Linked DNA regions of Homo sapiens: regions 1 and 3 are each linked to region 2. The links are chromatin contacts, found by Hi-C or POLR2A ChIA-PET in ENCODE. All regions are on one chromosome and are shown on one strand. The core of a region is the stretch at or near the end of the contact, and the rest is flanking DNA. Distances in the headings are between cores, read along the strand shown.

The links. A loop is a pair of places that touch in the nucleus more often than their neighbours do. ChIA-PET counts read pairs that join two places held with the same protein, here RNA polymerase II (POLR2A). Pooled maps may share reads with other maps.
Region 1: a map of CD8-positive, alpha-beta T cell shows a loop between it and region 2 (20-fold over the local background). The contact joins the promoter of MPV17 here to the promoter of IFT172 in region 2. A Hi-C loop is called at or near these places in 4 of 168 maps with a recorded cell type or tissue (CD4-positive, alpha-beta memory T cell, CD8-positive, alpha-beta T cell and naive thymus-derived CD4-positive, alpha-beta T cell), 6 of 37 single-sample maps with no recorded cell type and 15 of 50 pooled maps.
Region 3: a loop to region 2 is called in a map of CD8-positive, alpha-beta T cell, with 5 times the contacts of the local background. The contact joins the enhancer-like site here to the promoter of IFT172 in region 2. A Hi-C loop is called at or near these places in 2 of 168 maps with a recorded cell type or tissue (CD8-positive, alpha-beta T cell and naive thymus-derived CD4-positive, alpha-beta T cell), 6 of 37 single-sample maps with no recorded cell type and 15 of 50 pooled maps. POLR2A ChIA-PET finds 5 or more read pairs at or near these places in 1 of 52 experiments (activated B cell).

What each region holds. Positions count from the first base shown.
Region 1 is chr2:27,320,765-27,324,566 of GRCh38, reverse strand. MPV17 (mitochondrial inner membrane protein MPV17) reads left to right here and starts at 1,470. Exons shown (of 8, transcript NM_002437.5): 1 at 1,470-1,515; 2 at 2,045-2,119. The coding sequence starts at 2,050. RefSeq lists enhancers at 661-1,633, 1,756-1,815, 1,866-1,915, 1,926-2,015, 2,026-2,075 and 3 more.
Region 2 is chr2:27,487,074-27,491,169 of GRCh38, reverse strand. IFT172 (intraflagellar transport 172) reads left to right here and starts at 1,427. Exons shown (of 48, transcript NM_015662.3): 1 at 1,427-1,555. The coding sequence starts at 1,517.
Region 3 is chr2:27,680,842-27,684,925 of GRCh38, reverse strand. It overlaps SLC4A1AP (solute carrier family 4 member 1 adaptor protein), which reads right to left. Exons shown (of 14, transcript NM_018158.3): 9 at 2,567-2,678. Among named protein-coding and RNA genes, the nearest start is that of SLC4A1AP, 19 kb to the right of the region's middle. RefSeq lists an enhancer at 2,062-3,261. Within about 2 kb of position 1,250, at least 9 of the 41 ENCODE cell types and tissues checked have a DNase peak (open chromatin) inside an H3K27ac peak, as active enhancers do.

The sequences.
Region 1 (3,802 bases), core at 221-2,720, 170 kb after region 2:
AGAGCTTCCCAGTTTTCTCCAGTAAAAAATAGTTTCCCTCCCTTGTGTTCCCAAGGGGGAAGGGAGGAAAAAGGATAAACAAGCATTAAGCACTTGATCCATTTTAGGCACTTCGCATGTGTCACTTGTATGAGGTAGGTATTGCCATTTTACTTAATGATAAAAGAGTTGGAGAGGGTAAGCTGTCTGTAAAAGGTCAAGGTCATATAACTAGTAAGTGGTGGTGCTGGGGATTTGAACTCAGTCTAACTTCAGAATATAACTTTACAGCCTACCACATTTGGTCTCCTATTACATTTACTTTTGTCAGTTCACTCCTCTAGCATGCTGTTTTGCAAATAGCATTTTAGTTAAATGTTTGTGACATTGACTTCTCTTGCTTCCTTACTCTGTTTCTCCAGGATTTGTGGCAGGAGTCTCCCTGCCTTAATCATAAAGGAATTGAGTAAATTGGGGGTGGAGCTGGGCAGGTGGAGAGCCTGAAAGAGTGTGCCTCCTGACGTGTGGGCTCCCTGGAGATAAGTAAAGCCTGCCAGCCTGACAAGTCCATTGCCAGGGATATTGTAGACATTTCCAACGCTCTAGAAAGGATATTGCTCTATATTCACAGACTCTTAGAATGTTAGAGCTGGAAGGGGATTAAGAAATCACCTAGCTTACTGGTTTTCAAACATGCAGTTGTGGGCCCCGTTAAAAATGGGTCTTTTGAGAAGTATATACTTGGAAAAAAAAGTTGGAGAAGCAGCTGTAGTAATGCTGCCCCTCTCATCCCCACACACAAACATCTGAAAAATCCCTAGAACTGAGGAGCCGAGTTTGGAAAGTCAATAGTGTAACCTCCCTCATTTTACAGATGCAGAGCCTTAACATCAAGTCTAGTCATGACCAAGGCTGCACAGCCCGTTAGTTTGGGAGCCAATACCTAATGTCTTCTGAGGTTCTAATTCCAATGCTTTCTGTGGAAGAATCATACATACGCAGTATTTCTTAAGTGGCTGTTTGCGGCAAAGCACTGAAATAGTTGCTATGAGGACGACAAATATGAACGACCCCAGTTTTACCCACTCATGAGCTCACAGTTGAGGCCAGTGAAGAACCTAGAGACAAAACACGCACTTAACTATAACTTATAGTTCCCTAACTACGATTGCTGAGACAAGGATCGTAGTTATGGCCAGTTATGCGGGGAGGGTGGGCTGAACAATGAGACTACCGGATTGAGAGAGGCCCGGGTCTCGCGCGGAGAGAAGGGGCAGGAGGAGGCAGAGGGTCGAACTTAGGTGAGAAATATGGCTGGCGGGCCCCACACCAGGGTCCGGCACAGTCCAGCTGGAAAAGGGGTCTCTCACAGAGTGGGTGGCCGAGTTAGGCCGCTCTCCACGGGTATTCATGGCTCGGTCCACCCCCATTCCTGTCCTGGCTGCGTAATCCGAAGGACGCTGGGAGGAAGGGGCGGGACTTGTGGCGGAAGTTCCTAGGCCAGCCTGTCACGTGGGAGGGAGGCTCGGCGCTCAGGTGAGTGGCGGGTGATCTGCGGTCTCTGGCTTAAAGCGTCGCAAGCCATGAGTGCCCACAAGGTGTGTGGTCATCCTATATCCGGGCAGTGACGGGCCCTATTTTCGGTTTGGAGCTGGACTCAGGAAGGTTACAAACTGGTTCCAACCAAGTCTGAATCTGGAGACGGACCAAGCTATCTTTTGAGGCACCCAAGCTCTGGGTAGAAGCCAGAGCAAAGCTGTCCTCATGAGTGTCTCCGTCGGGAACGGAGGCTTCCAGGTGGTCTGGCTTCAGGAATGAGGTTGGGGTGGCTGGTGGCTGCTACCAGGAGTCCATAGCTTCCCACAGCCTTTCTCTCTTCCCCAATTGTCTAAGGCGACTCCTGCGACAGGAAGCTGTCTGGGAAGCATCCTTCATGTGGCCTCTGCCCCTTTAAGTCACATTGGAAGTGGGAAGGGGAAGGGAGTGGGCACAAGGGAATGTCAGGCGGCTTCTTAGTCGTGGAGAGGGACGGTGGGGGTGACCCCCTCTCCTCTTGGCTTGACAGGAAGCATGGCACTCTGGCGGGCATACCAGCGGGCCCTGGCCGCTCACCCGTGGAAAGTACAGGTCCTGACAGCTGGTGAGTGTCCCTCTAGGACTTGAGTGGGACCAGGGCAGACTGATTTGGAAGCCAGAGGCTTGCCCCACTGCACCACCCTCACTTCCTGTTTCTATTCGGCTCTCTTGAAGGGTTGGCTGTCTTTCATCCTACACTGTCCCCAGTCTGTTTTGGAGGGTGGTCCCCAAGGCTGTTTTTAAGGGGTATGCGTAGTTGGCCAAGCTGTGCAGTAGGGTTTTAGGATTTCAAAGTCCTCAAAAAGCTGAACAGTCAGCCCTGAAGGATAAAGGCATTGCCCCAGGAGGCCTCAACTTGGAAAACATTTTACCGTATGCAAAGCACTTTCATATACGTTATGGCATAGGGCCCCCACAAAGGTGTGTGAGCTAGGAGGGTTACTTGAGTCCACATTAGATCACACCTAATAAGTGCTGAATCAAGACTCTTACCCCAGTTTTTCTTGGTATTTTTTATTGTGAAACATACAAAAGAATGATTAAGATGTGTATGTACAGTTTAAATGGCATTAAAACTGAACACTCCTGTGTCAGTAATCAGCTTTGAGACCTCTTGAGTGCCTCTCCGTAATTCACCCAAAATTTCCTGAGTTTTGTTTATATCGTTCATTTGCTTTTGTTATCATTTACTGCCTAAATATGTATCTCCAAGGTTAGTATATTGGTATCTGATCACTCCATCCTGATCCATTTGGAGTGATCAGATACCAGTCACTCCAAATGCAGTGATTGAGTACTAACCTCACAGAGGTAATGCAGTGACCTACCTGCATTTGTTACCATCTTCATTTTGCAAGTTAGCTAATGTAAGAGGATGGCATGAAGATAAGTAAGTCTTAGAGGGGGAATGTCAGAAGGCCTTAGAACATTGGGGTGCAAAGAGTGATCACATTAAGATGAGGTCTTGCCCATGTTTAGAGAAGGGGAACAGGATTCTAGTGATGACTGGCCTTCTGAGAAGAGGACTATTGGAAGGGATTGGGGGCTACTGAAGGCCAGAGTGGAACAGGGATCCTGTGACCAGAACAGCCCTGCATCGGCACAGAAACTTAACTGCATGAATGGCCAGGAGATGGATTCTTTGGCCCTTCCCTGGGCCCCTCTCCAGTCTCCGGTGCCCAACCACCTCTTGTCCTGTCCTCAGCGTCCGTCAGCCTGTATGACTCACCTGGCTACGTGTGTGGTGACTCATGCTGGACAGTGTGGCTATGATGGGAACTGACACGCTGGGCCCTTTGCCCAGGCTCAGATTCCCTCAGGGCCCATAACTGCCAGATGGAAGATTCCCCCTTGTGGTCATCAAGAATAGGGAGGGAAAGAGTCCTTATATTTCCCTACCTGAGGCATCTGCAGCTGACAAGGGCAGGAGCTAGAGCTCCAAGGAGGCCTAGGTGCCGACATGTGGCTGGAGTTCTGGGCTCTTGGTGCTGGAGCCCTTCAGCTCCACAGCCTCAGTCTTCCTGAGGCTATGCTGACGTCCCAGCTCAGCCCTGAAGCAAAATGTAGCCTCCCAGCACTTTTCCCAGACTTTTTCAGACCATCCAGACTTTTCCTTTCCTGCTGTTCACTGTATTTGGATCAAACTACAAATAAAAGGTGGAAGTGGCTTTAGTTCACTGAGCCATTTTTGGACCCCAGCACAGTAGTTCCTAAGGTCCCATGGGATAGCTCATCACACTGGAAAACA
Region 2 (4,096 bases), core at 178-2,677:
ACACCTGTTGACACTTGCAAACCACTGTGGGGGAAGGCTTCTGGACCCACAGTCTGTCTGGAGAGCATATGTTACACTTCCTGGAGAGTTACAGATCTTCCCAACTTTGGATCATTTCAGAGCAGGCTTATGAATAACTCCTTTCTGCATTTCAATCTCTCTGGTATGTTAGAAGATAGGCCAAAAATTCTGAACGGGACTCCAAAGATCAACAAGTCAGTCTCTTTTCTACTTAACCAATCTCTAACCCCAGGTATCACAAGACAACCTATCGGGTGAGCCAAGTCAGGTCTGCCCTCAAAACTGAACCACAGGCCGAGAACGGTGGCTCACGCCTGTAATCCCAGCATTTTGGGAGGCCAAGGCGGGCAAATCACCTGAGGTCGGGAGTTTGAGACCAGCCTGACCAACATGGAGAAACCCTGTCTCTACTAAAAATACAAAATTGGTCGGGCGTGGTGGCACATGCCTGTAATCCCAGCTACTTGGGAGGCTGAGGCAGGAGAATCTCTTGAACCCGGGAGGCAGAGGTTGCAGTGAGCCAAGATCGCGCCATTGCAGTCCAGCCTGGGCAACAAGAGTGAAACTCTGTCTCAAAACAACAACAACAACAAACTGAACCATAAAAACATTCCAATGTAAACAGCAGTCTTTAACCCACCATTACCCAATTAGGAAGTAGGGTACCTTACGTTTCTTTGGCAGCTAGTTCCAAAACACTCATCTTCCAGATTCTGAGAATAAATGTCATTTATTGGGATGGGAATGTGACAGGTTATAGTATCGTGGCATGGAGAGAGCGAGCTAGGAGTTGAGAAGGAACATAAAAGCTGTTTAAAGCTACTAACTCTGGGTTGAACTCCAGTTCCAAGTCCTTCGCTGGCTGTGTTAGTTTGAGCAAGTGCCCTGAGTCTCCTGTTATGTAAAATGAGACTAATAATAACGCTATCCCCTTCAAAAGGTGGTTTTGGGATTAAATGATATAAATGCACGTACAATACTTTACACAGTACCTGGCAGACACATACTGAGTATTCATCGTTAGCTATCGTTATTAGCCTTGCGATCCCGTGCAAATCATGTAACCTATTTGGGTACAATTCCGTCAACTGCAGAAGGCCTATCATGGAAACCGCCCTGCTTCCCTCCAGAGTTGTGAGGATTAAGAGAGTGCACTCAGAAAGTCAGGTACATCGAAGAGCGAGACGGACCGCTATGACGTAGGACCTGGGGCTGGCTGAAGGCTTGTGGGCGGGGCTTGGTCTTGAGTTTGCATGCGGCGACGGGATTGGTCAAGGAGAACATTCATGAAGCCCTCTCAAGGGCCCGCCCTAGATCTCACCGCGCTTGCGCACGTTCTGTTTGCTTCGCCGCAAAGTTACGTGTGACCTTGCGACGCGTGTTGCGCTCCGGTCGCATAAGCGTCAGTGCCTGTCGCTGCGGCTGCGTGGCGGGTTGTCCAGGTAACCACGGGAGTTGTCGCTGTCTAGGAGCATCTGAAAGACAGGTGTGCGTCATGCACTTGAAGCACCTGAGGACCCTGCTGAGCCCTCAGGTGAGGAATTGCGTGCCAGTCCCTCCCCCTTATGCTTTATGTTCCAAGAAAAGTGGGGGAACTGAAGTTTAATGATGTTGACCTCCTACTGTGTGCAGAAGGCTGTAAGGGATATAGCGATGATCTGGATCTTGGCCTGTCGATACAGCGTCCAGGAGGCGAGATGCAGGGCTAAGGACTTGTAGCTTTCCTTACATTTCATTCACATCAGTTGTGTACAGGCCCCATGCTGGGGTTCGTAGGAATCCCAAACCACCCGACTTATGTCCCTCCCTTCAGGAGGCTCGTATTAGAGGGTGAGGTGCACATGTAAGCAGCGAGTATGCATGTGCCCATAATTAAATAAGCGCCTTAGGTGCAAGCCCTGAAGGGGGAGTGCAAAGACCGAACCGTGTATTCTGATTCAGGAGAGGCTGGGCACTAGGGGAGGAGCCCTGAAACATGGTGAAGAAAGGGTGGGCTTTGGAGTTAGCACACCAGAATTTAAGTCCTAGCTCCACCACTACTTTCTTATTTTCTTTTTAAAATTTCTTACCTTGTCCTTATTTCAGGTCAACCACTACTTTATTTAACTATTTGAGACAGAGTTTTGCTCTGTTGCCCAGGCTGGAGTGCAGTGGCTCGATCTCACTGCAACCTCCGCCTCCCGGGTTCAAGGGATTTTCCTGCCATAGCCTCCCAAGTAGCTGGGATTACAGACGTGCGCTAGCACGCCCGGGTAATTTTTTGTTTCTTTGTTTGTTTTTGTTTTTGTTTTTTGTAGAGACGAGGTTTCCCCATGTTGCCCAGACTGGCCACCAGTACTTTAAACAAATGACCTGATATCTCTAACTTTAGCCTTTATTATACAATGTCTCGGAGCACTCACCAACTTCTTCATTTGAAAAAACATGAGTACTAATAGCAACTTTAGGGGACTTGGGGAAGAGTTATATAGAGTAATATACACAAAAGAGCATTGTAAACTGAAAAGCAGTGTGAAAAATTGATAGACAAGAGGAAAGGACATTCAAAATTCAAAGGACAGAATAATACAAAGCTAATAAGAATAAGATGTCTGGCCAGGCCCAGTGGCTCACACCTGTAATCCCAGCAATTTGGGAGGCCAAGGTGGGAGGATCACTTGAGCCCAAGATTCCAAGACCTCTACAAAAAAATTTTGACCAGGTGCGGTGGCTCACACCTGTAATCCCTGTACTTTGGGAGGCCGAGGCGGGCGGATCACCTGAGGTCAGGAGTTCAAGTCCAGCCTGGCCAACATGGTGAAACCCCATCTCTACTAAAAATGCAAAAATTAGCCGGGCGTGGCAGCAGCCGCCTGTAATCCCAGCTACTCAGGAGGCTGAGGAAGGAGAATCGCTTGAACCCGGGAGGTGGAGGTTGCAGTGAGCCGAGATCGTGCCACTGCACTCCAGCCTGGGGGACAAGAGTGAGACTTTGTCCAAAAAAAAAAAATTTTTTTTAAATAGCCTCGTGTGGTGGCAAGCACCTGTAGGCCCAGCTGCTGGGGTCACTGAAGTGGGAGGATCTCCTGAGCCCAGGAGGTCGAGGCTGCAGTGAGACGTGATCACACCACTGCACTCCAGCCTGGGTGACAGAGTGAGGCTGTGTCTTAAAAATAAATAAGATGTTCCATAACTGAGTGTGTAATATGTACTGGGGTACCTTAATAAAGAAATTGGGATTATGGTTTATGGATTTACACATACATGGATTTAATCATGGTTCTAGGCCAGGCGCAGTGGTTCATGCCTGTAAACCAAGCTCTTTGGGAGGCCGAGGCAGGCAGATCACCCGAGGTCAGGGGTTCGACACCATCCTGGCCAACGTGGTGAAACTACTAAAAATACAAAAATTAGCTAGATGTGGTGGCGCATGCCTGTAATCCCAGCTACTCGGGAGGCTGAGGCAGGAGAATCGCTTGAACTCAGGAGGCAGAGTTGCAGTGAGTCAAGATCGCACCACTGCACTCCAGCCTGGGTGACAGAGCGAGACTCTGCCTCAAAAAATAAATTAATTAAATAAATAAATCATGGTCCTACCACTTACAAACTGTATATGTGAACTTGGGCAAATTACTTAATCTTTTTGGGCTTCCATTCATCTATCTGTAAAAGGGGGATAATAATAGCATCTACCTCAGTGTTATGAGGTAAAATGAGATTATGCTTGTCAAGCACTTATCAAAATGCCTATTCTATGGTAAGTACTTGTTAAAGGCAAGCTCTTATTATTTTATTCCCTACCTCACTTAATAAAAAAATCTAGTGAGGTACATATTGTAGAGAAAGGAGAATTAATTGATTATGGAAATCAGGAAGGCTTCACAGAGGGTGTGGCATTTGGACAATAGGAGGAAATGAGAACACAGGCCGGGCGTGGTGGCTCACGCCTGTAATCCCAGCACTTCAGGAGGCCAAGGTGAGTGGATCACTTGAGGTCAGGAGTTCAAGACCAGCCTGGGCAATACGGTGAAACCATGTCTCTACCAAAAATATAAAAAAATTAGCCAGGCATGGTAGCACACGCCTATAGCCTCAG
Region 3 (4,084 bases), core at 1-2,500, 190 kb before region 2:
ATGAACTCCACAGAAGTCTGCTGGAGGTGGGACTTTGACATGAAATTTTACCCCTCTATAGACCCTAAACAAGTGTCTTTATTAGTTCCTAGAGTCAAAGATTACTAAATACAAAACACTTGAAAATAGCTTGTAAGGAACTAAAATAGTTATTTCAGATGAGTGCCAGCTACAGGAATTCTGGACTGTTATAACTCATGATATTAAAGGATTTCAATTGATTACAAAATCTTCTAAGGAATAAATCAGACAATCAGAAATAAGTCATTTGTGCTGCTTTTTCATTTTAGACTTAGCGTAATTTCAAGGAAACAAGGCATGTAAATCCATCAAACAGATCCTGAAGAAAAGGAGGAAGACATTTCTCAAAGAATAAAGCTAAATATTCTAATCAAAGCCATTCAATAAAAGTATTTATTAGAAAAGGTTGATCACAGTTATGGAATAGAGGGAAGGAACCAAAGCATATCTTGGTTATATCTTTTTTTTTTTTTTTTTGAGACAGAGTCTTGCTCTGTGGCCCAAGCTGGAGTGCAGTGGTGCGATCTCAGCTCACTGAAACCTCTGCCTCCCCGGTTCAAGCGATTCTCCTGCCTCAGCCTCCTGAGTAGCTGGGGTTATAGGTGCGCAGGCCACCGTGCTCAGCTAATTTTTGTATTTTTAGTAGAGACGGGGTTTCACCATGTTGCCCAGGCTGGTCTCGACTAGTGAGCTCAAGCAATCCACCCACCTCGGCCTCCCAAAGTGCTGGGATAACAGGTATGAGCCACCGCGCCCGGCCTATATTATCTTTTAAATATAGGACTTAGTTCTAAAATTCTCTAAGGAGGGCTGTTTAGTAAAAAGTTTTCTATTTAAAACCTAAGTCCCCACCGCAACAGATTGAAAAGCCTACTTGTTAGGTAAACCATTACTCATTCAGAATACATAGTGAGGCCGAGGCAGGTGAATCATGAGGTCAGGAGTTCGAGACCAGTCTGGCCATGGTGAAAAACTGTCTCTACTAAAAAAAAATACAAAAAATTAGTTGGGCGTGGTGGTGGGTGCCTGTAATCCCAGCTACTCGGGAAGCTGAGGCAGGAGAATCGCTTGAACCCGGGAGGAGGAGGTTGCAGTGAGCCGAGATGGCCACTGCACTGCAGCCTGGGTGACAGTGTGAGACTGTCTCTCAATGAAACAAACAAAAAGAATACATAGCTAGGACTTCAGATTTCTGCCACCAGAGGGCAGTATACCCTAATTCAGGGTGTTTTGGACGAATTGTGCCCCCTGCTGCCCAAATTCATGTTTGAAGTCCCAAGCCCCAGTACCTCAGAATATGACTGTAAATTAAATTAAACTGAATTAAAATGACACTATTAGGGTGGGGCCCTAACTCAGTATGACTCATGTCCTTAGAAGAAGAAGAAGAGACACCAGGAGTGCAAGTGCACAGAGGGATGGCCATCTGAAGAGCCAGCAAGAGGGCAGCCATTGGTAAGCAGAGAGGCCTTAGAGGAAACCAACCCTGCTGGCAACTGTGAACAAATAAATTTCTGTTGTTTAAGCTGCCCAATCCCTAGTATTTTGTTATGGTGGCCCTAGCAAACTAATACTCAAGGTTCAGCTCTTAGGGGTAATGAAAACCTTTTAAAAGCTGAATCTATGAATAGGAATATAGATAAAGCAAAAACATACAGACAGACATATATTGTAGGGTAGCAGGGAAATCATAAAGCTCAAGAGACAGACCTGGATCTGATTACCAGCTTAGTTACATAACGCTGGTGTGATCTGGTATTTAACTTCTCTGACTCTATTTCCTCATTTGTAAGAGGCAATAATTCCCACACAGCAAAAGGTGTTGGAAGGATTAAATGAAGAAAAATCATATGGCAGAGGCAAGTGCACACACTATGTTCTTAAATGTTGGTGAGTCTGAACACTACATCTATCCACCTGGGGAAAAGCATTTAATGCAGGAGACCCATTCTTAAATGCAACATTCATGAGAAATTAATAAACTATGATTCTAATTTACAAACCATTTACTTGCAAATTGATTGGCATAAATTAATTCATCAATTCTTGATAACCCTAAGCTGAGAAAAAGAATCCACAAACTGGCCAGGCACAATGGCTCATGCCTATAAACCCAGCATTTTGGGAGGCCAAGGCAGGTGGATCACGAGGTCAAGAGATGGAGACCATCCTGGCCAACATGGTGAAGTCCCATCCTACTAAAAATACAAAAATTAGCTGGGCATGGTGGAGCACGCCTGTAGTCCCAGCTACTCGAGAGGCTGAGGCAGGAGAATTGCTTGAACCCGGGAGGCGGAAGTTGCAGTCAGCCGAGATCACGCCACTGCACTCCAGCCTGGTGACAGAGTGAGACTCTGTCTCCAAAAAAAAAAAAAAAAAAGAATCCAAGAACCAAGTTCTGGGAAAGATGTGATCATACCAAGCCCACAGCCCTTTCTCACATTACTATGGAATGAGTCATTTGTAGTTTCAAAAAAGAAAAGAGAAAAATTAGCTCAGGGATAACTCAAGGGCTAAAAGTTTAACACCCTGACTCACAACTTACCCCTACTGTTCCAGTTTTTAATTTGAATTTGCTTCCTCCTTTCATGGCACCAAATAGAGGCAATGTAAGCTTTTTAGCTTTGTTTTCTGCACCTGTAGTCTGAGTTTCAGTCCTAGGAAGAAAGAATAATTATACACATCTATTCCAGGGAGTCCCAAGGTTTTATCTAAAAATACCATGATACTGACAAAGAAACCTCTGGCAAAATAAAAATTACCACAAAATGAATATCTAAGCATATAACAATAAGAAAGAGGTATTCAGACCAACAGATTTTGAATGGACAAGAACAATGCTGACTGTCACAGACACAGAGCTATGATGAGGCTGCTCCCTTAGTCAAGTAATTTGCCACATGCTACATGACTTCACACCCATGAAATGACTACAGTACAAAGGTCACTGGCAAAGGAGAACATATAAGCAGCAGGAGATTGATCCATGGTGTAAAGCCCTACTTCCCACCAACCTCTGAAGAGTGTCTTACTTATCTGGAGCTCCCACTTAAGCGCAATAGCTCTGAGCACTTAAAAAAAAAAGTGTGCATGGGGATGGGGGTACAGTATGCAGGATACCCAGTGTAGTAATGACAAAGATATAGTGAGAGACTGCAACTGCTGAGCCTGTCAACATTCTCAACGGCTGGAGATAGTTAGAAAAGCTAAGCCCATTAGGACAAAGCTGAGGAAGGGTATAAAGAAGAGATAGTAGAAATTAGAAAGGCAGGGGGAGAACAGAGCAAAAACAAAAGGGATAGCAATTCAGTTGACAAGATACTCAGAGCAGGCAGAGGTGACAATGAGAATATGGCATGAGGAGACAGAGGAAACCCCAGAATAAGCATACTAGACTGAAAAGAAAGCCCTCTGTTTTCTTCATATTGACCATGGGACAGCCCTGAAAACTGGAATATAAGGACAGTAATGGCATTCGACTCACAGTGACCCATACCAGATGTTAGCTACCTGGCCCTCCCTGAAGCCCCACTTGCTACTACTGCCTTCTTTTACCTAAGTCTTATCCCCTTAGTAGCACTCTTAAGTCCAGCCTCAAGCCCCTTTCTCCCTACCAGAGATAAAACCCATTCCCTTGCTAAGGCCACCAGAAGAATGCTGCCTGCCTGGCCATGAAGGACATTTTGTCAAATCATTATCCTTCACACCCTTCCCCACAGGCCTCAGGAAGGCTCTGGCATAGAAAGACAGAAGCAACAGCAACACAGATGTTTTCAGCTACATTAAAAAGCCAGGCTGGCCTAGAGGATAAGCTAAGACTGGCTCAAAGGAGATGAAAAAGCAGAAGATGGAATCACAATCAAGATTGCTTGCAGGGGTTAGGGTAGGAGGCAGAAAGTTTGGAAGTTCAACCCATAAGTGAAAAGAGGAGGAAGAAGATACACATCTAGACCAGTATCCAAAATAGGAAAGGGAGGAAAAACCAGGCAAGCACACAGACTGATAGCAGGAGAGGAGGCTCTGGAGGAAGCTGAGACATATTTCGTTTTCGTTTTTTTTTTTT